3 separate regions of the Mus musculus genome follow, and all the other regions are linked to region 3. A link is a loop called in an ENCODE intact Hi-C map of the cell type or tissue named here. Cell type or tissue: left cerebral cortex. All regions are shown on one strand. Region 1 overlaps Sec24b (Sec24 related gene family, member B (S. cerevisiae)). Region 2 has its middle 18 kb from the start of Sec24b. Region 3 holds the start of Rrh (retinal pigment epithelium derived rhodopsin homolog).

Region 1 (8,000 bases), 170 kb after region 3:
TTTCTGTGGTATTGATGCAAAGTCAGGGTATCCAAGCACGTTCTCTATGAAGTTACTGTCACAGCCTTTGCCAACCCAAATGTAGAAAACCTGAAACATTAAAAGGGAGGGGGCAGAACAGGACATTCAACTCCCTAAGAGAAAACTCATCACAACTGATGGGGGGTTATCACACATATCATCATTACACTGTCTCACACAAAATCTAACGACCATAAAGGAGAAGAATCAAAAGCAGCTCCCATTGTCTTTGCTTAAATTTTAAGGCTTCTTGTAATATTTTACATTCTTCCTCATTTAAGGTTTATTTATTTAGGGGCTGGAGAGATTGCTTAGCGGTTAAGAGATTCTTAGCCCTTGCAGAGGGCCTAGGTCTGGTGTCAGCATCCACATGGTGGTTTACAAGCATTCCTCTCCAGCCCCAGGGAGCCAAAGCCCTCTTCTGGCCTTTCCAGGTGCCAGGCACCCATACGGTACATGGACAGATATGCAGGCAAAATACTCGTGGGCATAAAATGAAAAATTTAATACTTCATTTATAGTCTTTCTATGTGTGAGTATTTTGCCTATATGAATGTCTGTGTGCCTCTTCTGTCAGTGTCCCCAGGCAGATCTCTTCTGTCAGTGTCCCCAGGCAGATCTCCTGCAGCTGGAGTTACAGGCGGCTGTGCGCTGCCCCGTGGGTGCTGGCACCCGACTCAGTGAGCCGCTGTCTCTCCAGGCCTTCGTTTAGCTCCCAAAAGGAATGCACTGCTTTAACAAGATTTAATCCCTGGCCTTCCTTCCCATCCCCCTCAGCTCCCGAGTTCCGTGGTGTGTTCACTTGTCTTGACTACTGGATACCCCTGCCTCCACTCCTGAGCAATGGTGACTTCTCTGACCCTCTAGCCACCGGCAGAATTTCTAGCAATGGATATAAGTTGAACTACAAAAGAAATTCTGGAGCTGCATTTGAATGTTATGATTCTGATGGTAAGGTTCTGGGTGGTAGGAATTTCTTTTCTGACTATATCTAACTCTGATTATTTACTACTTTATGCTAATGTGCTGTCCTACTATGGGATCTAAAGTAAACTAAGCCCCTGTGCCAGACACAGACTCCTGTGTCACAGCTGACTATACCCCTGTCTGCTAGGTGACAACAGGGCCAGACTGGGAGCTTTGTCTGGCAGGCAGAGCAGAACCTTGGCTGGGAGTGATGCTTACTGAGCCGCAGTCCATGAGGAAAGCGCCTTCTCGGGTCAGCTTCTCTGCAGACAGCTTCTGAAGCGGTGGCTGAGGTACTACCCTGTCATTCACGTGGATGGCGCCCTGAAAAGAGAAGGGAGAACTCAGCCAGAGAGCAGATCTGCACTAACAACACTAAACTTCGATGCTTCCGTATCAGAGAATGAAAACCCTATTGACTGAGAACCATGGCTCCACAGTAGGAGAAAGAGGTTCAAATGGGTTCCCATTTGAAAGGTAAGAATGTCACCTGGATCCTTTGTCTCATTCAAGTCCCTTCTGAGGTCACTGTTAAAACCTACCACAGCTGACTGCTACTTTTTACAACATAATACTATGCATGGAATGAATATTAAGCCCAAAGAACACAGCCTGAAGACGAGGAAGAAAAGATACTACACAGCTGTGCATTTAATTAATTACTAGATAACAGACCTGGTTTACTGTGTAACTAATACTGCAATCTGGTCACATCACAAACTGCCAATAGCTACAAAATGTGAATGGGGATCACTCGGTAACTTAGCTTTGAATCAAATATTAAAAGTAAGCCCATGCTGAGTTCCTTCCCTCCCACAGGCTGACGGCATCTGAAGGTCCTCTCATGTACCTAGATCTCTAAGTCCCTATTTGAATGTTTATCTCCACAGATAAGAGCATGGAAGAACGAACCTACAAAGTTAGGAGTGACACCAAGACAAAAGCATCAACTGTGCTCGCTCACGTACACACCTCGTCTGTCAGCCTGTCTATCCTGTATAAGTTGGGATGAATCATTTTCATGAGATGCACAAGCGGCTGCGACTTCATCTGGCACATGGCATAGACACGGTCATCCAGGCGTGTGCTTGTCCCTGTTCTAAATGCTTTCTGCAAGGAAGGAGACACGTGATCAGAGTGAAGCACACACGTACGAAGTGAAGAGCGAGTCACACAGTCACTGGAAAGCTAGTCTTCAAGTCCACCCTGGATTTCAAGACTCAGCTGATATTTAATAGGTAAGAAAGTAAATTAGTTTCTCTCAACTATCCTGTTCTTGCGGGAAAAACAGGAACAATCTTCAGGTTGTTGTATCTCACAATGCCGTTAACAGAATACAACACTGGACAGAAACACAGTCAGTAAACCTTAGACCTTTCCCTTAGCAGAGAAGGGCTGGCTTTGACCACGTCATAATTCAAACTTTTCATTCAAATGAAGGACGAAGGACATATGCTGACAGGGGTCAGGGTTGCCTCTGAGCACCTCCATATCCCACATTTTCCCCCAGTCTTCAAAAGTCTTTAACCGCCAAAGTACATAATCCTCTAGCTAAGAGAGCAGAGAAAGGGGAGGGAAGAAGGGGGAGAGAGGGAGAGGGAGAGAACGAACGAACTACCTGTTTAAGAAGTGCCAAAACATAGAGTGGGAGCAGCTTAAGTGAGCTTGGTGCTGTCAGGGTGGAGCGGGGCACACTTGCCACGGCGGAGCTGTAGGCAGACAGGGGATCCACCACAGCGTTCACCAGGGCATCCCTGGCATCCGACAGGCTCGATGACACTGAGCGGTCCACAGCTGCAAAGCAACCAAAGCAAGAGTGTGCTCAGCCTCTGGGCTCCAGGGAGTGCTCTCTTGTGTGTGCTCATGTACGTGCACACACACGTGTGCAGAGTTCCTTCTACATGTTAAAATCCTGGAGGAGGTGCAGTGTGGATCAGTGACATAACCCTTGTGTCCTTGATTCAATTCCTAGTGCTGCCCAGTGAGGTGGGACGACCAGGTGTCTGTCAGCAATGCTATTATAATTCTGCATCAAGTTAGTAATAATGGCTGCTTTCTAGTGTATGAGAGAAATAGCAAGGTTCACTGCATGTTTATCCATGAAAGAAAACACATTAAGAACAAAACCCTCTGCAATATATTAATGCTGAAGGCTTCTTTAAGCTTCAGAGTGAAATATACTTTTCTGAGTGTAGTTCTACAGCAGCTACGTGCCAAATACAGCCCAATCACCAGGCAGTAAAGTTCTCTGTCCCTGTCTTGGCAATCTGTTCTCCATAAGTTTCCTTCTACTGAAGGTCATGCATTTGGAGTCACATTTGCATTTTCCTGTTCGCAGCTGAGCTGTATTCTACAGTGTGGATGTGTGGTCTACAGTGTGGACGTGTGGTCTACAGTGTGGACGTGGACAGTTTACATATTAGCTGAAGGGGATCCTGTATTTTACAAACCACAATCCCCCAATAGATTTAATCTAGGAACTAATTTTTAAATGTAAGAACAGTCTAATTCATCCTGTAATAGATAAAAATGCATTGAAATTTTTTTTAATTGAGGGATTTCTATAGTTTTTTTTTTAAAAAAGAAAAGTAGAAAGTCCCCAGCTTGGTTTTAGGTTAGGTTAGGCATTTCCCGTGTTATCATATGCTACTCACCCATGTTGGCGAGAAGGCAGACAGCGGCTTGCACATCCACTCCTGCATAAACGTCAGCGAGGGAACTTACGACTGGCAAGCACAGTGTATGCACTCGAATTCTCCGCTCGCCTAAACAAAGTGAAGCACAGCGGTCAAGCACACGAGGCTAAGAGAGAGCAAGCATCACCAGCTCACTCGCACGGCTGTTCTGGCACCAGCACCAACACGCTAGAATAGAAAGAGCTGTCTTCAATACTCTTTGAGCGCCTTCTTTTATTGGTTTTTGGTGCTAGGAACTGCTGGGCAAGCACTATAGCACTGAGCAACACCCCCAGTCTAATTAGCATGCTTCAAATAAAATATTCCCCAGAGACTGGAAAGATGGCTCAGACGATAAGAACACTTGCTATTCTTGCAAAGGACCCAGGGTGAGTTTCCAGCACCAATATGGCAACTCACAACTGTCTGTAACTCCAGTCCTAGGAAATTAATGCACGCTTCTTGCGTCCACAGGCACCAGGCAAGCATATAGTGCTCGTATATACACACAGACAAGAAATTCACACATATAGGATAAAATAAATCTAAAAGAGATTCTCCAATCCTGTAAACTATGAACATATATCTTACACGGTAGTTTCTAGTTGGCTTTGATCTTTTACAAAGATTTTATTTGTAATAACTATATATATATGTATATATATATGTATGTATGTATACACACACATATGTATAAATATGTATATATGTGTGTGTGTGTACACATACACATATATACACACATACACGTGTGCATGTGCACACAGAGGCCAGAAGAGGGTGTTGGATCCGCTCTATGGGGTGTTGGGAACCACAGACAGCTGTGATCCGCTCTATGGGGTGTTGGGGACAGAACTCCAGCCTCTGGAAGCAGCAAGGGCTTTAAATGCTGAGCCACCTCTCCAGAGTTTCTAGTTTCACTGTAATGTTGTTCTAAATTATGCAATTATCCCAATGCAAAGGACGGCGGCCTCTGTGCTTGCGAGAAACATGATGATGAAAATTGAATTTTCTACCAACTAAGAAAATCTCACAGCTGGTAAAACAGCTCAGCAGGTAAAGACACTTGCTGTCAAGCCTGGGACCTGTGTCTGAGCCCTGAGAGTCACTTGTGAAAGGAAGAATTGATGCCTGCAAGTTGCCTTCTGACCTCCACGTGCACACTGTGGCATTCCTGCTCCTGAGTACACCACACAGAGTAACTAAACATAACAAAAATCCGTGTAAGTGCGCTGTAAACAAGGCTGGAGAGGTGGCTCGGTGGTTAAAAGTGATTCCAGCTCTTGCAGAGGACCTGGTGACTCCCAGCACCCATACGCTGGCTCACAAGCACTGGCAACTCTAGGACCAGGAGATGCAACCCTCTCTTTTGGGCCCCCCTTGAGTCTCTGTTTGCATGTGGTACACATAAACTCACTCGGGCATGCATACATAAGTAACAAATCTATTTTGAAGGTGTATTATGTAAGGATTCAAATGTGAGTTATGAAGAGAAAGAAACAACATACAGTCACCTACAACAAATGCCATCACCCTCACGGCACAACATGCTTTTCTCTCTACTAAAACGGAAGTGGAAAGAGGACCCATGGCCACAAGCCATGTCAGTTTGGAGAACATTACCTTTGCTAGATGTGTACAGCAGGGCTGTCTGAAAGCACACTAAGGCAGTATCTGTCAGGCTCTCTTCGATTGACAACTGTACTGCAAACCCAGCATCAGGATTGATGTTGGCAAGAGACAGTAAGTCGGTGGAGCGGACAAAGAAGTTCCCGTGGAAAGTGTGCATTGAGAGCCCTGAGGGGAAAGGGGATGGGCTTGAGACAGCACGAGCAACACCCTCCCCGCAGCCCGAGCCGCTGGCCGATGCTCTAACTAAACAAACCCACCCGTTCTCTAAAGGGAGCCTACGTAGTCCACCTATATTTATACCTAGACGTACCATCACAGTCTACATGCAAGTCTAGATCAGACATAAATATAATACACAAAACGAAGAAACCGAGGCTTCCCTATGTTGGGTGTAAAGTGAGAGATTAGAGCCCAGAGATTATTACCCCCAAACACTTGGTACCCCAAGGACACTATCAGCTAAACGTCAGCTAAGCCCTTTCCTGTTCTCCCCACTGTCACGTCACTCTCAAACAATTCGTCACGTGCTTTCCTCCTGCTTTTCTTCAATAAACCAAAATGTTGCTTTTATCCCCTTATTCTAGTTATTAAACGGAGGTGGTCAAAGATTACTCCTAACTGTATTTCAAACAGGGTTGCTGGATCGAACAGGAAGTCCTCTATGATAAACCATCGTCACCATGGGTCTGAGCATGCGTACTGACTGACACAGGAATGTAAGGAACACACTTTTCCCAGAGCCATACCTTTAGTGCATCTTATTCTCATAACAGCTTCAAATCCAATCTTCCTCGTGAGGTACCGTTTTAGGTCTTTTTGTAACTTTTCTGCTTGCGAAGGATTGTGGGTAGAGTGGAAAGATGGATAGTAGAATATGCACCCTGCAGAGTACTTGGACATGCAAGCTTTAGAGAGAAATACATCAAGTATTAGCTAGACAATTACGATAATTTACTTGCTTAACAGTAGTACAGATACCAAATTATGAAAAAAAATCTGTTATGAATAAGCCCAACACAGACAGGAGCAGTTTAAACTGTAGCCTGAAACATTCATAAAATATGGCAAACACTGAAGTTCATTGCTGAATGGCTAAGGGCTACAAAGCAGAGTAAGAGCATTTTCTTCATGTTTACTGGCTTTAGAGTTCACTGGTAATCGTCACAAATATTGCCTATCTGATCCATCTGCCTGTCTCCCCCAGTACTAAGAATGCTTCCTGAAGAGCCCAGCTTTAATTACATGTAAGAATGTTTACGTAGGTAACATAACAACATTGTCTTACCCAGAGAAGCAAGGTCAGAATACTGTGAACTTAGAAGGAACAAATCCACTGCAGTTTGCTGCCCTGAGCAATCTAAAGCGAGCTTCTTATAAAAGTCGGTTGCAGGGCCAAGATGGTGCACCACCTAAGCCAGCAGATCATAAAGAGCCTTTGGTTATGCACACAGTATATGTCTCTCTGATAACAAGGAGGATATATACTTTATTCCATTATATACCAATATATACCAATAGCGTATGGGCCCAGATTTCTAAGAGTAATAAAACCCAGTGTTTATTAAAAAGGCATTACAAGGAACATGGGTCAGACCCAACACTTTGGAAACTGAGGCAGAAAGTAATGAGTGGGATTCTCACCACCTTCACCTCTAGAAGAAAAAACAAATGTTCATGGCTCACTGCCTTAGCTATTTTATATAAACTGAATGATCAATTCTCATAACACACAATCCATATGACTTTGAATATTTATCTTCCACAGATGAGAACACTGAGCCGACTGATAGCATCAGACTGATGAGAGTGAGTGCTAGTGACCATTGCCGTATCCTGTCACTCGACTGGTGGGGAAGGCTGAAGGCCTCCCTCCCAGCCCTGACAGTTACCTGAGGAACTCACGTCACTAAATTACACAGAGATCACAATCAAAAGGCCCAGGTTAACTGTCTGTGTGTGTGAAGACAAAGTACGTTTGTCCGTGTGTAAACTAAACAATAACACACACATGTGGTGCTGCTTACATTTTTCTGTTCCACCTAACTTTTACACAGGAATTGTTACCCCTGCAATCTAAGTTTACTCACAAGCACACTAAGCTATAATAGCTTAATTAAGTTTTCCACTTGTATCACAGAAATGACACTGGGTGTCAACTGGCCAAATCCCTCCAGAGCTCCTGGGGACTGGACCACCAACCAAAGAGTACGCATGGAGGGACCCCTGGCTCCAGTTGCATATGTGGCAGAGGATGGCCCTGTTGGACATCAGTGGGAAGAGAGGCCCTTGGGCCTGAGGGTGTTCAATGCCCAGTGTAGGGGAATGCCAGGGCAAGAAGACAGGAGTGGGTGGGTGGGTGGGGGAGCACCCTCATAGAGGCAGGGAGAGGGGGGACGCAATAGGGGGTTTCTAAAAGGGAGACCTGGAAATGGGAAAACATTTGAAATGTAAATAAAATATCCAATAAAAAATATATTAAAGAAAAAAAGAAAGAAAATAAATGACACTGGGGACAGAAAATCAAGCCACAGTTTGATCTCTAAAAAGCCATCCAACCTTTGACAAGACACTACTTTTTTTCATCTGTAAATAAAAGGATTAGGGTAGGTTTCTAAACACTAAAACAATAATTGATCTTGTTAGTGTGTGGGTATGAGTGCAAACGAGGCTAGAGGAGCTGCAGGTCTGCTGGTCAGATGGGTACCA
Region 2 (8,000 bases), 260 kb after region 3:
GAAAGTGGATCCCCTCAGATCTGAGGACAGCTGAGGGACTGAGGATAATCCTCAGACTAGCCTGGTTTGGCTTCAAACGTCCTTGTCTTCCTTTTCTGTAAAAACACTCTTAGTTTGTAGCCATAACACCACCTAAGGGGCCCGGAATGTCGCAGAAGTCCTACAATCATCGTGTGTGCTCTCTACTGCCATTATCTGGGAACAGGAGAACCTGACACACGATCACCCCCAGACAGCAAGTCCAAGGGCATTTTGAATGATAGAGAATTTGTTTACATTTTTTTTTTTCATTTTGAAAAGGTAAATTCAGGGCTAGAGAGATGGTTTGGTGGCTAAGAGGTCTGATGCTCTTCCAGAGGACCTGGATTTGATCCAGCATATCCACTCGGTGGCTCACAACCATCTGTAACTCCTGTTCCAGGGAACTGACTCCACGGGCATCAGGAATGCCTGTGGTGCACATTCAGACATTCAGGAAAAACACTCATATGCATTAAAAAAAACCTTAAAAAATACAATAAAATAAACTTTAGGTGTGCAAAGAAAGGTGAAATTAATTTTTTTTCAAAAACAAAGAACCCCAAACCCAAACCCAAACCCAAACCCAAACCCAAAACCAAAACCAAAACCAAAACCAAAACCAAAACCAAAACCAAAACCAAAACCCCACCAGATTTAGCAACTCTCCCTTGAGGCACCCTAACCACACTTGGAGGTTTGTCTTACTTCCTATGATTCACTCCCAGAGAATCTTGGGTGCATCTTATCTGTCAAATGCCTGCCTTCTAATCTTCGAGTTTAAGCCTGCATTGAACTATCTTTATTACCTTCCCCCATCAAAATAATTCCAGATTTAAAAAATGGCAAGCCAGGTATGGTGGTAGCACATCCTAAAATCCTAATAACTCCAGAAGTGGAGGAAGAAAGACCATGAGTTCAGGGCCTGCCTTAGCTACATATTGAGAGAAAGAAAGAGCCAACCTTGGTTGGAGAGATAGCATGTTAAGAGCTCTGGCTGCTCTTCTAGAGCACACAGGCTCAATTCCCAGTGCCCACACGGCTCCTCACAATCAGCTATGTGACCTTGACACCCAGGGTCCGCAGAATTCTCCTCTGCCCTCCAAGGACACTAGACTTGCAGATGGTGCAGACAAAATGTCTATACACAGAAATTTGTGGAAAAAAAGAATTAAGAAACAATTGTTAAAAATATCAATTCACTTAGAGAGAATATCATACATACTACATTTGTGAAGTGCCCATCAAGGCCAGAAGAGGGTCTTAGATCCCCCTGGAACTGCAGTTACTCTGTGAGTGCCATGCAGGTGTCTGGGAATTGAACTTGGTTCCTCTACTACTCTCAACCACCACAGCATACTCATGCATGGAATGATTCCGAGTCCCTCACGTATTTGTTTTCTTTCTTTTCTTTTTCTTTAAAAAAAAAAAAAACTTCATGTTCATTTTTGTTTAGGTACAGGCAGGTTTGAGAAATGAAATGCAGCTCAAATCTATGGGCAATCCCCCTGCCTCTTCCTTCTAAGTGCTGGCATTGTTGGGGGTAAGCCATCATACTAGGCTTTTTTTTTTTTTTTTTTTTTTTCCCCTGAGACAGGGTTTCTCTGTATAGCCCTGGAACTCACTTTGTAGACCAGGCTGGCCTTGAACTCAGAAATCCGCCTGCCTCTGCCTCCCAAGTGCTGGGATTAAAGGCATGCGCCACCACCGCCCGGCTCTTGTTTGTTTTTATTTTACAAAACAGCTCCTTGAAAAATTGACATGTAATAATTGTACATTTTTGGGATATTGTGTGAAAGTTGATACTTGCCTATAATGTGCTGATCAAATCCTCTCTCAAAATCGACACATAATAATTGTACATATTTTGGAGGTACAATGTGATAGTTTAGTACTTGCATTATCAAACCTGTGGAAGTTTTCTGTGTGGGTTATTTTCTGTTTGGATCTGTGTGGTGCACACATGTGCATTTATGTGGGTGTTGGTTCATGTGTCTAAGTATGTGCATATGGAGGTCCTAGTTAGATGTCAGGGAGTGGTGCTTGATAGCTTTTACCTTATTCATTGTGGCATCTTTCATACCTCGTTCCCATTTGGGGGGAGCATTTACCATGTTCAGGCCTTATTTTATATAAATTAGCACATCATTTACGTATAATGTAGACAACTGAAAAAAATAAATCACTCTACACACGGCACAGCTGAAATCCGAATACTCTTCGTCAAGTCCATGCACTACTAATAGGAGTCTCACATGAAGAATGGGGAGTTGCCCCAAAGACTTCAGAGTCCAGCACTGATGTCCTGTCTCCAGCTGCCGCTGCTGCCCATGAACAAAGTTCTCCTCTAAGTCATAGCTGGGTCTGCAAAGGAGGAGATCGCAAGTATCTCAGGGAATAGAACTTTCTATCCGTTCCCAAGCTAGGCGCTTCAAAGAATGTTACCTGGGACAACAGCATCAAAACAAAACAGCCCCCTAAACTAAACACCCCACCTCCAAAAGCATGCCCCCTCCCCAACAAAACAAACGTTCCACACACAGAAAAAAAAAAAAACTAATCAAAATCCACCTTACCAAACTTACTAATCATGGTGGTTAATCTAGTTTGATTTAATTAAGATAAGAACCAGAAAATGTTAACCTAGCTAAGTTACTAAAATTACTTACTAACATATCTCATTTTAAATGGGCTTTTAAAAATTAAATTGAGATTTCTAAAATAAAAAATTCTAAAAATATTTTAAAAGGTCTTCTACACAAAGATTAACACTTGAGGCTTTAACATGCAAGTATTCTCTTCCATTTAAAGACTTACTTTTATTTGTTTTGTTTTTTAAAGATTTACTTATTTTTATTTATATGAGTACACTGTAACTGCCTTCAGACCCACCAGAAGAGGGCATCAGATCCCAGTTACAGATGTTTGTGAGCCACCATGTGATTGCTGGGATTTGAACTCATGACTTCTGGAAGAGCAGTCAGTGCTCTTAACCGCTGAGCCATCTCTCCAACCCTTTGATTTGGTGTTTGAGATAGTGTCTCACTGTATAGTTGTGACTCATTGTGTAGATAAAGCTGGCTTTGACCTCAGAGAGATCTGTCTGTCTCTGCCTGCTGAGTGTAGGATTAAGGACATGAGCTACCACTCTCACCTAAAAATGAGGGTTTTTTAAAGTGGTTATTTATTTACATGTCAAATGTTACCCCCTTCTCAGTTTCCCCTCTGCAAACCCCATCCCACCCCCTGCCTCTATGAGGGTGCTCCCCCATGCACCCACCCACTCCCACCTCACCACCCTAGCATTCCCATATGCTGGGCATCAAGCCTCCACAGGACCAAGGGCCTCCTCTTCCATTGATGCCAGTTAAGGCCATCCTCTGCTACATATGCAGCTGGAGTCATGGGTCCCTCCATGTGTACGCTTTGTTTGGTGGTTTAGTCTTTGGGAGCTTGAGGTGGGGGGTGTCTGGTTGGTTGATATGGTTTTTCTTCCTGTGGGGTTGCGAACCCCTCCAGCTCCTTCAGTCCTTTCTCTTACTCCTCCATTGGGTTTCCCATGCCCAGTCCGATAATGGTTGGCTGGCTGCGAGCATCCACTTCTGTATTTGTCAGGCTCTGGCAGAGCCTCTCAGGAGACAGCTTTATCAGGCTCCTGTCAGCAAGCACTTCTTGGGCATCAGCAATAGTGTCTGGGTTTGGTGTCTGCCTATGGAATGGATCACCAGGTGGGGCAGTCTCTGGATGGCCTTTCCTTCAGTCTCTGCTCCACTCTTTGTCCCTGTATTTCCTTAGACAGGAGTAATTTTGACTTAATATTTTTGAGATAGGTGGGTGGCCCATCCCTCAACTGAGGGCCGTGCCTAACCTCTGGATATGGTCTCTACAGGTTCTCTCCTTTGTTAGATATTTCAGCTAATCTCATCCTCATTGGGTTCTAGGAGGCTCTTGCTTTCCTGGCATCTGGGACTTTCTGGTGGCTATCCCCAGTTTCTCAACCCCATGGCCACACACCTCTGTTCAATTTCCTAACCCTCTGTACATCTCTGCTGTCTCATCCCACACATGATCCTAGCCCCCTTTTCCATCCCTCTCCTCTCTCCTTCCCAAATCCTTCTCTCCCTCCACCTGCTGTGATTATTTTTCTCCCTTCTTAGTAAGACTGAAGCATCCACACTTGGGTCTTCCTTCTTATTTGAGTTTCATGTGGTCTGTGAATTTTATCTTGGGTATTCAAAGCTTTTGGGCTAATATTGACTTATCAGTGAGTGCATTCCATGTGTGTTCTTTTGTGATTGGGTTACCTCACTCAGGATGATATCCTCCAATTGCATAAGAATTTCATGAAGTCATTGTTTTTAATTGCTGAGTAGTATTCCATTGTGTAAATGTACCACATTTTCTGTATTCATTCCTCTGTTGAGGGGCATCTGGGTTCTTTCCAGCTTCTGGCTATTATAAATAAGGCTGCTATGAACATAGTGAAACATGTGTTCTTACATGTTGGAGCATCTTCTGAGTATATGCCCAGGAGTGGTATTGCTGGGTCCTCAGGTGGTACTATGTCCAATTTTCTGAGGAACCTCCAGATTGATTTCCAGAGTGGTTGTACCAGCTTGCAATCCTACCAACAACGGAGGAGTGTTCCTCTTTCTCCACATACTCACCAGCATCTGCTGTCTAAAGCAGACCAGAAAGTTAATTCTTAGGCCTGTTGGTCTAAAGATGTTTGTGGGCCTCCATTGCCATCTAGTGGACAGATACAGTCTGACTTGAGGGAGAGACATTTGATCTGAAATGCCATTTGATCCCAAAGGAACATGTGGAATATAAAAACTAAATAGATAAAATAGTTTACTTCCAGGCAATAATTATAATATCATAATTATAATAATGTGGAATGATTTTAGGCATTTGATATAGAACCAACATAGTCAACAGTCTCTATCTCTGCTGGATTCCTTCAATTTACGCTCTAGAGTGTGACACTGGGAACAGTCCCGACATCAACAGAGCTGTCTGTGAGGTGGGCTCACTCAAGACCACAGGCAAGTCTGTGTTACATCCAGTTCCATTCATCTCATTTAGAACGTTCAGCATTAAGAATCTACCCTTGGAGCCGGGCGTGGTGGCGCATGCCTTTAATTCCAGCACTTGGGAGGCAGAGGCAGGCGGATTTCTGAGTTCAAGGCCAGCCTGGTCTACAAAGTGAGTTCCAGGACAGCCAGGGCTACACAGAGAAACCCTGTCTCGAAAAACCAAAAAAAAAAAAAAAAAAAAAAAAAATTCTACCCTTGGGACAATTCTCTCTTCGTTCCCTCTGCTATACCCAAGCAGCAAGACCCAGGGAAGGGGGTGACTCCTCCAGTCTCTACTTTCCTGAAGAAGCAGGAAGCCAAGAACTTTGGTGATGGGCAGGTTGTTGAGCTGCAAAGAGACCCCACCTGCTTCTTCAGAGGACTTCAATTCAAGTGGTTGAAAGTGCTTTCTGTAACGATTAAGCAGGTCACTCGAGTCCTGGACTAAGCTACCCGGCTGCTTAAGCTTCCCCACAGGTACAGCCTAGAGACAGATAAAAAGCAGAAACCACTGGACGTTCCCACTAAGAGATAGCCTGTTTCTCCAGCAGAACTCAGTACTGTCACTACTTTAGTGGGGAGCAGGAAGGCTCAGAGGGTGGTGGCTACAGGTGGTGTAGTAGACACCCCAGCCCCGCCAGCTAGTGGTCTTCCAGCTTACCCTGTGTTTCAGATGTGTGATACCCCACTGTATTGTCAGTGGGGAAAGCCAGACTAGGGTGCTGGTCCACACGATAGCATATAGTATTGTTGCCTGCACACAAGTTGACTCAAAAGACAAATATAATTTGGCTACGTGTTGGGGTGTCTGGAGAAAGGTGTATCAGAGGAAAAAAAAAAAGGCTATCGGCAGCCGTGGTAACCAGAGTCTCCCAGCTTCTCCCAGCTTCTCCCAGCGTTCTACCTGCTGCATGTGGCCGTTCACATGGTGACTAGGCTGAGCCATGGGTCCAGCTGTTAAAATCCTTGTGACTTTAAGAACACGATGGACATTTGAAAATGAGGCATGTCATTGTTATACTATTTGACCATTTTAATTAATTAATTAAATAAATATATCTATTGAAATTAACTTCTCTTTTTTCTTTTCCACTTCTTTTTTCAAAAAGTAATTTCTTTGAACTTATTCCGTGACAATTTTCTACTTGTCAAAGCATGAAGCGCATTGTGATTACGCGAATCCCCCTTTCCCATCTCTCTTCCTACCCCCATTGCTGGCCCCATCTCTTTCCCACATTTGTGGCTTTTTGTTTTCCTCTGTGGCCCATTGGATTTCACTGGGTCATCTGTGTGACGATGAATTTGAAACTGTCTATTAGAACCTGGTGGCTTCCTCAGCAGATACACCACAGAAGACAATGGCTACCCATCTCCCAGAATCTGTCAGGATCCTCTAGCTCGGCAGAGAGGAGTAAGGCTCTGAAGACGTTCCTCGATCAATGACTGACCCAGTCTTGTGTAGATCCATTGCAGGCAGCCTTAGACGCTGAGAGACCCTGACTGTGTGGCTCCATCACATCCAGAAGACAGCGTTTCACAGCCCCTCTCCCCAGCCCCCACCCTTCACATTCTCTCTGCCTTTTCTTCTGAAATGTTTTGCTATCAGCGTTCTTCTCCTTCAACCCTGAGGCTCAGGCTGGCCTCGAATTTGCTGCATAGCTGAGGCCTTGAACTAGCTTTCTGTCTCTATTTCCTGGTTAATTTCTATAGTGAGATATTACATACATGGCAAGTTCAATGCCCTGTCCTATAAAATATGACAAATGATATGAGATGGGGTAGATATAATGTATGGAATAATATATGTATATAATAAATAAGGAGCTACATTTTCACACCTACAACAACATATGCTCCTGGCAGCCAGCTTGGTAGCCATGTATTTGTGCTATTGCTGCTTCAATATGCAGATATTGTAGACAATCATGAGCACACAGCTGTTGCAATTGCCTGCACAGAGCCTCAAACAAACAAACAAACAAACAAACAAGTAAACAGAAAGGAATTGAGGGCATGAGGGTGGAAAGGGGACTAGTTGAGAAGAAGAGGCCAGTGAGTGGGAAGGGATGAGAGAGGGGAGTGAGGGATGGATATGACCACAATGCATTGGGAACAAGAATGATACATCCATTAAAAATAGAATAGTGACAATTGAAGAACTATTAAAGATGTAAGGTAAGGTGGCACAAGCCTGTGGTCCTAGCACTCTGGAAGGCAAGTGGATCTTTGAGTTCAAGATTAGCCTGATCTATATACATCAAATTTCGGGTCATCCAGAGCTCAATAGTAAGACCCTGTCCTTAGCAAATATCATCTGAAAGAAGTTAATGTGATCTTACAGCAACTGATGGGCTGCTACTAAGTGAGCTACATAGGGCGAGGCAACATTCCATACGGTTAGGATGCGTTTTCTAAGACTTTCATGATGGCAAGCCACATTGGACCTGACCCTATCTACACTGGATTACTCAATGCTCAGAATTAGGGATAGCCCAACAGTTTTAGGCATGTTCCTACAAGACCGTACAGTGGGCATCTGACCCTGCTTGGTGAGTTCTGTCTAGTTACAATTTCTTTGCCCCCTCCCACCCTCCTCCTCATAGTGACAAGTAAGATACTTGTTCATGCATTTGCTTTGTGTCCAAGGGACTATGAGTGACATGGTCAATGAGTAAAACACTTGATTCCCGGAAAAGCAAACCAGGATGGGCAAGATGTCCCAGCGGGTATAGACCCTTGCCTGGCAAAGCTGGCAACCTGAGTTTGATCCCCAGATTTTAAGGTGGAAGGAGAGAACCCACTCATGAAAGCTGTCCTCTGACCACCACATGAGCCCACACACATGCATGTGAACATGCACACGCACACATACACATGCACACATACACACATGCACACATACAC
Region 3 (8,000 bases):
TCCCACCTCAAACTTGCTCTTCTCCAGGTGTGTCCCTCTCTGTGAACTGCATCACTGACAGGTGGCATTCTCCACCTCACCTCACCCCCAGACGTCAGGCAGTGCTCCCTATTCTTGGACTTCAGCTCACTGCAGTGGCCTACTTGAATGGCCTCTTAGCTACCATCACAACACATTTCTGAAATGCAAGTCAGATCATATTGTCCCTCTCTAACCCTTCGGTGACTCCCTGTAGGCTTCCAGCTTCTGTGGTCCATCCCTGCCGGATACTCAGCCAACTCCTCTAGCTGTCTTAAGCACTGAATTAGTTCCCTGGTTACAGGTACTTTCCAATGGGCAGACAGAAGACCCATCAGTCTATCTTTTTCAGCCAACCTCTCACACTTTTACAATTCTCCAAGGACGAATTATTTCAAGTCCACACATGTATCATCCTCTCCATTCTCAGCTGTAAGTGGTACAGAGAGCATGCTCATGCACACTGAATTAACATAGGGCCTGCAGCAATGGAAGCTGGTAAAAGTGAGCTCAAATCCAAATAAGTGATTAAATGACATCTTATGGGGTACAGAGATGGCTCAGAGGTTAGGAGCACTTGCTGCTCTTCTAGACGACCTGAATCCTGTTCCTAGCACCTGTGTGGGGCAGCTCATAGCCACCTGTAACTGCAGGTCCTAGAAGAAGGACCTGACATCCTCTTCTGGCCTCTGTAGACATCATGTGGTAATAATATCTCTCTCTCTCTCTCTCTCTCTCTCTCTCTCTCTCACACACACACACACACACACACACACACACACACACACACACACAGACACGTAAGTAAAAACAGATAAATTACAGTGAAGCCAGGCAGGGTGGCAATACACCTGTAATCCCAACACTCGGAAGGCAGAATCAGGAAGACTCTGAGTACAAGGCCATCCTTGGCCTAGTAGACACAATAAAGCAAGCTCCTGGTTCAAAAAACTAATTAATTAAATACATATACAAAATAATTAACCTCTACAGTAATACAACAACAACAACAACAATACAGGCCCATGGTAAAAATAATAAACACAGGCCTGTGGTAAAAACGGTAAGTGGAATGATACTTAAGTGCGCCTTTTCCTCAGCTCAAAGTGTTCATTCTTATTTGGGAGCTCAGTGGGTTTTGTTAAAGGAGGAAACTGAGGGGATAGGAAGACTACAGGATACTCGACACACACAGAACAAATGCAGGAAGAGCTTAGATCCACTTCCTTCAGTCCTCTACGAGAAAACATACGCAGAGAACGCATGCTCCGATGTTTCCTAATAAAACTGACCGGTGCAGTCACATGACAGCCCTAACAAAAGGCCTCTGTTCAGAGCCACGCAGCCGCTCAGCTCTTCATCTGTATGAACTAGGAAAACAAAACAAAAACGCAGCTACCAGAGTTCCTTAGGAAATTTCCTTCCCATACTAATCTCATGACCAGTTTTTTTGTTTGTTTATTGTTGTTGTTGTTTTAGTGTTTGTTTGTTTGTTTGTTTGTGACAGTCTCCCTATGGAGCCCAGGTGACTCTGGAATCCTTAGCAATTCTCCTGTTCCAGGCTTCAAAATGCCAGATTAATGTTAGATTTCCCCTGTCACATATTTAATGGAGCCAAAACTTGTATACAGTGCCTCTGTGTAGTGTAATTCTGGAATTGGGGGCTCACTTTTTGCCTCTTACCACCCAGAAGTATTCAAATGAACTAGTTACGGTACCACTAAAATTAAAAGGAAATTGTTATCTATAGCCCACGTCAACTATGAGGTAAAAATAAGTAGTTATGAAGACACATGGAGATATATTTCTCACTGTTTTTGGAAACACACTTGAATTTTTCATAAATGTCAATCCGAAAAGCAATGAACCCAACATAACAGTTACTAAAACTCGCCACTTCTGTGAAGTTTGAGATCAAGTAATTGCTGGTTATAAAAGTCACACCGGCCACTGGTACAGTTTCTGTCATTTCTCTCCTTTTCAACAAACAAGCCTTCATCTCAATCTGATAATTTTATCAACAAGAGCATACCTTGTACCCATGTCCCTTAGGGGCCTTGATTATATATACTCTTCATAAGGAGCTCAGTGGATCCCTGATTCTTATCTTCATTTTGCAAAGGAGACCGTGCAAGAGTAAAAAGCTGAAATCCCTTGGGCCCACTTTCAAAGCTGCCGCCTCCCGTGGCTGCCTGCGGGAGGAGCTGAACTTACACACCAGATCTGCAGCCTCTATCTTTTGCTTTAAACTTCAGCGTTTCCTCTAGTACGTTTTAATCGTGAGCTATTTCCTACCAAGAAAACTGCAAATTATGCATGAGAGTCATAAATGATAGAAAGCATGCTTTTAACCACGATGCACACTCTGCTCATGAATTTAAGGTAAAAACCAAATATACGGACAAGTTTTATTTTAAAGCTTCATTTGATACAAAGTTTTCTTGTCCCTCTTTGCTCAAAAACCTTCCGTCAGGAAGCAGCATATTTTCCCATGTCCATTTTCTGATTGTTACAACCCCAGCCCACCCCATGTTTGAGCTAGCCTGCATCCTGCACCCTTGTGCCCACCACCTCAGTTCTTCTCCCACCCGAGAAGCAGGTCACTGAATAAACACCCGTACCTGCCACAATCAGGTAAGCCGCTATGACGCTGTGCTCAGTCCTTGAAAAGACAGAACCTTCGCTCCTAGAGCCCGAGCTGTTAAAATCCGAAGCCTCACTCAGCATTTTGGAAAGTCAAGACCACCTTTGAAGCAGCCCTCAGCAATGGTGATCGGTCAAGAATGCTCTTTCAGAACAAATCATTTCCGCTTGTAGACCTCAAAGAAAGGCCTTTTCACAAAGACTGTCCATTAATACATAATTGGGCTGAAGAGGAAAAGATTTTAATTCTTAGAATGAGAGAAAAATCTCCTTAGTAAAACAAAGAAATTCCAACCGCCTCACATCTTAAGCACTTTAGGTCCAGGCTTGTATTTATAAGCAGATTACCAAGTAAACACATCCTAGTCTAGCAAAAAAACCACAGGCAAACCCAACTCCAAAAGCAGTCCCTGAAATGAGCTGTTCCGTTATCTTCTGTAGCTATTCAGGTGAGGGACTGCACCTTTGTACTAGAGATCCAACTGTTAACACATTACACACTGGTTTTTTTTCATCTCAGGTCCGTGTGTGTGTGTGTGTGTGTGTGTGTGTGTGTGTGCGCGCGCGCGCGCACGCAAACATGTATTTTCCTTAGCAATAACACTATCAACTCCCATACTTCTAAATCCCTGGATGAATGACACCAATATTGCCTGAGCTAAGAGTTTGAGGTTCTTGCCACTTCTTTCTTTTTAAACAAAAATGAGGTCATCTGTTATATGTAACCAGTATGTCTGTCTGTAACGCACACATGATGAAGCCTGTTCCCCCTAAATACCATCCCATAAAACCCAGTTCGGCTGTAATAGCCAAGTGTTAAATGTTCTACAGCATGGATACACCACGCTCTATGCCACCTTGGTTAATTCTGTATTTTGACATTCACGAGCTCACATTAGTCAACCACTCAACTTAGCAAGGCCACGATAATCCTGATAGTCCGTATGGACACATAAAAACCTAGTGTGAACATGCACAGTTAGGATAAAGAGGAACCTAGGCTACCTTTTAACATCATAATTCCCAAGTTTAGACAGTAGAGCTTCAAAGCAAGGCTCAAGTCACAATTTCTGTATAGTCTAATAGAACCACTAGAGGGCGTATCTGCTCATCACGGGTTCTCTAGAGGCCTTCTTAGTTGCAGTTTTCAGTCTAGGGAACAGGGTGGCCTACCTGACCAGTACTCCAGTGTTCTAAAATGTGAATACCTTAAAAAGAACTTACACCAGGAATCTGAGCCTACTGTGTAAATCTCAGTACCTCAAAGTTCGGGTAGTGGGATTGACTTGAATTTGATTAGAACTGAAATCTTTCAACCAAACCCCAGAGACACAGGGGAGTGAGACACAGCAATGTTTAACTAGTTACGTAGCGTAAAAGGGAAACCACACTATATAACCCTAACAGCCGAGGTCAGCCATGGCTACACAGAATCTGAAGTCAGTCTGGGATATCAGTGTGCAATGTCCAGGTGGTCTGTACACCGACTTCTACAATCTTTCACCTCTGTCACCTTAACAGCCCTTAGTAAGGTTGCACTGGTCCTTGGCGCTAATGCCCTTCCCAAACTCATGTGTGAATGAGAGTGTGCCCTTAGGCTCATGTCTGAGCACTTGGTCCCTAGTAGTGGAACAGTTGGAAAGGATTGGAGGTGTGCCTGTGCGAGTGTCACTGAGAGCTAACTTCAGCGACTCTTCAGTCCATGCCATTTCTACCTGTGGACCCAGACCGAGATGTGAGCTCTCACCTGTTCTGGCCTCCAGGCCTTTACTTTGGCCTCCAGATCACAGCACTGATTCCATTAAGAAAAGTGGGGAGAACTCAGGCACAGGCACAATTACATGCTACTAAAACAAGTACTTAAGAACCAGTCACTCCTGCCACAGCAGCCATCCATGAGAAGTAACCAGTGAGGGAGAAACAGTGCCAGCTGGCACACGGTTCCATGTTGAGCTGGCCGCGCTTATTTCTTGACAGCGATGGAGGCCAAAGCCAATCTCATCTAGGACATGCCTAGCCAGGAACTGGAACATGTGACAGGTAGTCAAATATTTACTTAAAATGAAGACATGTCAGTCTTCCATGTAAAAAAAATTCTTCAGAAAACTTTTAATAACCCACATTTAAATTTCTACCCCTAAATTTCTTGGACTATAGTTTTCACATGAACAGAGCCACTCAAATCTTAATGGACTTGTAATAAAAAAATGTTAAATACTTACTAACTGAAATAGCTTTATCCTGTGTCCTATAAAACACAAAAGTGAAACACAGCAAACACAGCTGGTGAGCCCCTGTCCGAAGGCGGGGGCCATGCTAATTCTAAAGCACTGTTCCAACAGGCTGACTTCACTGAGGACGGACGACACCTTTGTTGCTTTGTAGGATCACTGTATATTTTAGACAAATGTCACCCTACCCTACCCACCACCAGAGTTTCTATCTGTAACCCAATGGGTTTAAGCTTTGCTCTTTCTTTCAAACTTCAAAAAATAGGTTCCGTTCAATAAACGTAAGTTAAGGAAATAAAAAATTTTATTTAAAAAATCCAAATATGCTTCAAATGAAAAGTCCTGTCTTCTCTAAGCACCCACAGAGTGCCAGGTTCTGTACAAAGCGGGGTTCTCCTCTCTGAGCAGAGCTAACTGCCCTGCTCCCCTTGTTTCTACGCGATGCTGCTGACTCAGCTCCACTGACGGAATGGCCTCCTCAAGACTGCTCCAGACACAGACGTCAACCATAGCAGAAGCAGGCCACGCAGCGGGAACACAAGTGGTCAGGTCTGCCAACTGGACAGCTAATGTCCCCTTCCTGATAAAAAAATAAAATAAAAAATAAGCGGGTTTGCAACAGTGCTAGTATCCAGACTTGAACCTTAAAATCAGCAGGGATTCCTGTGATCCTCTGTACATTTACATTACCAAACAAACACTACTGCCATTTGTATTATACATTTGCTTCAAATTACTAACACAACACAGGAACCTGCTGAAGAACTAAGAGAAAGCAATAAAGAGTTGTGTAGTAAAGAGCCATAAACTAAGCCAAGAATATCAGTGTTCTCCATGCTTGCTGGTGGAGGGAAATAAACAACAGAGAGTATCAAGCTACAGTTCCAATTGTTTAAAGACATCTCTGGTCACACTCACCTCGGAATCCGCCACCTCCTCTTCCTCCTCTGAAGCCCCCACCTCCTCCTCTGCCTCCTCTAAAACCACCTTAAAAAGGAAACAGATGTTAATTATAGCCTCTCATTTTCTGATAAACTGTAAAGATTCTACAATTCCTATAATCATAAAAATTAAATATAAATTCATCTACTATATTTTTACAAAACCTTTTAAAGGATAAAAATAGAGAACTTGCAATTTCCCCAGTGGGGCAGTAAGGCACTAAGACTAGCCCCTCTTCCATTTCTCACATTTGTTTTCCATGTGTGCTTGCATGTGTGACAGCATGTACATAGAGATCACTGCATGCACAACTTGTTGAAGGAACTAAAAGAATAAACTTGCATAGTAAGTACATATACGACCACCTCTTGGCATATAATCAAATTACTACTCATTGATAGCTAAAAATTATAATTCAGTTAAAAAAAAAATTCTTGCCAAGCGATGGTGATGCACACCTTTAATCCCCGAGCTGGGGAGGCAGAGGCAGGCAGATCTCTGTGTGTTGAGACTAGTCTCATCTACAGAGAGAGTTCCAGGTCAGCCAGATATACAGAGAAAGCCTTGTAAAACCAAAAGAGGAGGGGGTGTCTTATACAGTCATATAATAAATAGTGAACTGTCTGTCATGCATAAGTCTCCCACACCATGGAGGGGGAAAATTCTACCACCGCACATTAGAGTAAGACATTACTCACATGCTCATGGCAATGAGGGAATATAGAAGCCCAGTCGTACAGAAGTGAAGCACACAGTTATGTACAGCACACAATGCTCCATGATAGTTAAAAACTGTTTGCAGCTTGTGTATTCACTTCTGTTCCTTTACACTGCGACTTTACAGTACATCTCATCAAAGGAAGCGTACCTAGAGCAGCCTGCCCCATCTCACCTGACTCCATCTTACTACTCGACTGCACCAAGGGACCTTAGGGAGTGACGACGTTCTACAAGAGTGTTTGTGTAATGTACACCACAGAAGCATGCAACCATGCATTCCTCAGAACATATCTGTCATTAAGCAATGGGTGAGGGTGCTCTTATTAACACCTCCATTAAAACACGAATAACCCAAATGTCTGAAATCCTTCAAAGGTAATGCTAATTTTTCTTCCTTCTATTTAAGTTATGGAAACAAAGCACTTCTACCCATATTGATGCATGAGAGAGAAATAAAGGTAAGAGAATTTTGGTTACGTGCAAAATTAAACTGTGGCTACAAAATCTCATTAAAACCCTCACAGTAACTTACCACCTCTTCCACCACCTCGGCCACCGCCTCCTCTTCCTCCTCCTCGACCTCCCCTGCCGCCACCGCCGCCACCTCTGGGAGGTCCTTTCTCACCAGGAGGACGAGGCAGAAACCTCTGCAGCGGCAGCAGCTTGTATGGGTCTATATAGAACTGCAAGTTGAGTGATAGTTAGTATGACAAGGGCAGTATGCTACAGGTGAATCTACTTAGGTTCAAACCCCACTCCTGGCGTTTATACTGAATGGTTCTGGACAAGGACTTAGTCTTTCCTCCCTCTAATTAGGTTTCTTATATATAGAATGTAGATAAAAGTACCTATCACAAATTTCTGTGAAGATCAAAAGACACATAAGACAGTGCTGTGGACTGCACAAAAACACATAAAAATAAGGCAAATTCAACCCTATTTTAAATAAAAAATGTCCTAAAAATTTACATTTTCACTTAAGAGAGCTGCCAAGAGAAAATTATCTGAATTATAGTACAATTGGGAAGACTTTGGTAAATTAGCTATTTTAAGAAAGTATTCTATTAGTTTTTCCATCTACAACCAGTGGTCACTTGCTATTAGCAAGTTGTCTCCATCTACTTTCCAGTTCCAATCTGGCTCTTGGGACCGCCATTCCATAAGCTCTTTGACAGCTGACTACCCATTCCTGAATCCTCTGAATAGTATGTGTACTTGACCACAGCTAAGCACTCCTCTTGGAAACTAGTCTACTTTTCTATCCCTATTTGCACAGCATGCTTGTGGTGAGCAGCCACCTTTCCTGTAACCCTGTGCCAGTAGTTTAAATCTGAGATGGGGCCTGAAGCTCTCCTGAGTGCTGCACTGCGGCCATCCTTCCTAGACAGTGTCTGTTCATCGACCACCTCCCAGCATTATCTCTAACCTATACTCACCCGTGAACGC

Evidence for each region. Peaks named below come from ENCODE experiments on the same cell type or tissue, not always from the same donor. Only the 100,000 strongest peaks of a DNase experiment are listed, where the experiment ranks them.
Region 1: a loop joins it to region 3, with 2.1 times the contacts of the local background. A loop is called at or near these places in 2 of 42 quality-filtered maps.
Region 2: a loop joins it to region 3, with 9 times the contacts of the local background. A loop is called at or near these places in 22 of 42 quality-filtered maps.

The regions. Positions count from the first base shown.
Region 1 is chr3:129,987,690-129,995,689 of GRCm38, forward strand. It overlaps Sec24b (Sec24 related gene family, member B (S. cerevisiae)), which reads right to left. Exons shown (of 24, transcript NM_207209.3): 15 at 6,580-6,703; 16 at 6,041-6,199; 17 at 5,286-5,459; 18 at 3,642-3,752; 19 at 2,606-2,781; 20 at 1,960-2,097; 21 at 1,207-1,311; 22 at 1-90. Among named protein-coding and RNA genes, the nearest start is that of Mcub, 21 kb to the left of the region's middle. In left cerebral cortex, no CTCF peak of the experiment used is centred here; DNase peaks (open chromatin) are centred at 3,723 and 3,945.
Region 2 is chr3:130,075,234-130,083,233 of GRCm38, forward strand. No RefSeq gene overlaps it. Among named protein-coding and RNA genes, the nearest start is that of Sec24b, 18 kb to the left of the region's middle. In left cerebral cortex, CTCF peaks have their summits at 2,886 (motif pointing right) and 4,767 (motif pointing left); a DNase peak (open chromatin) is centred at 4,747.
Region 3 is chr3:129,819,738-129,827,737 of GRCm38, forward strand. It overlaps Rrh (retinal pigment epithelium derived rhodopsin homolog), which reads right to left and starts at 2,768. Exons shown (of 7, transcript NM_009102.3): 1 at 2,640-2,768. The coding sequence starts at 2,745. Gar1 (GAR1 ribonucleoprotein) reads right to left here. Exons shown (of 7, transcript NM_026578.3): 5 at 7,087-7,237; 6 at 5,811-5,879; 7 at 5,175-5,472. The coding sequence ends at 5,459. In left cerebral cortex, a CTCF peak has its summit at 3,761 (motif pointing right); DNase peaks (open chromatin) are centred at 1,311 and 3,749.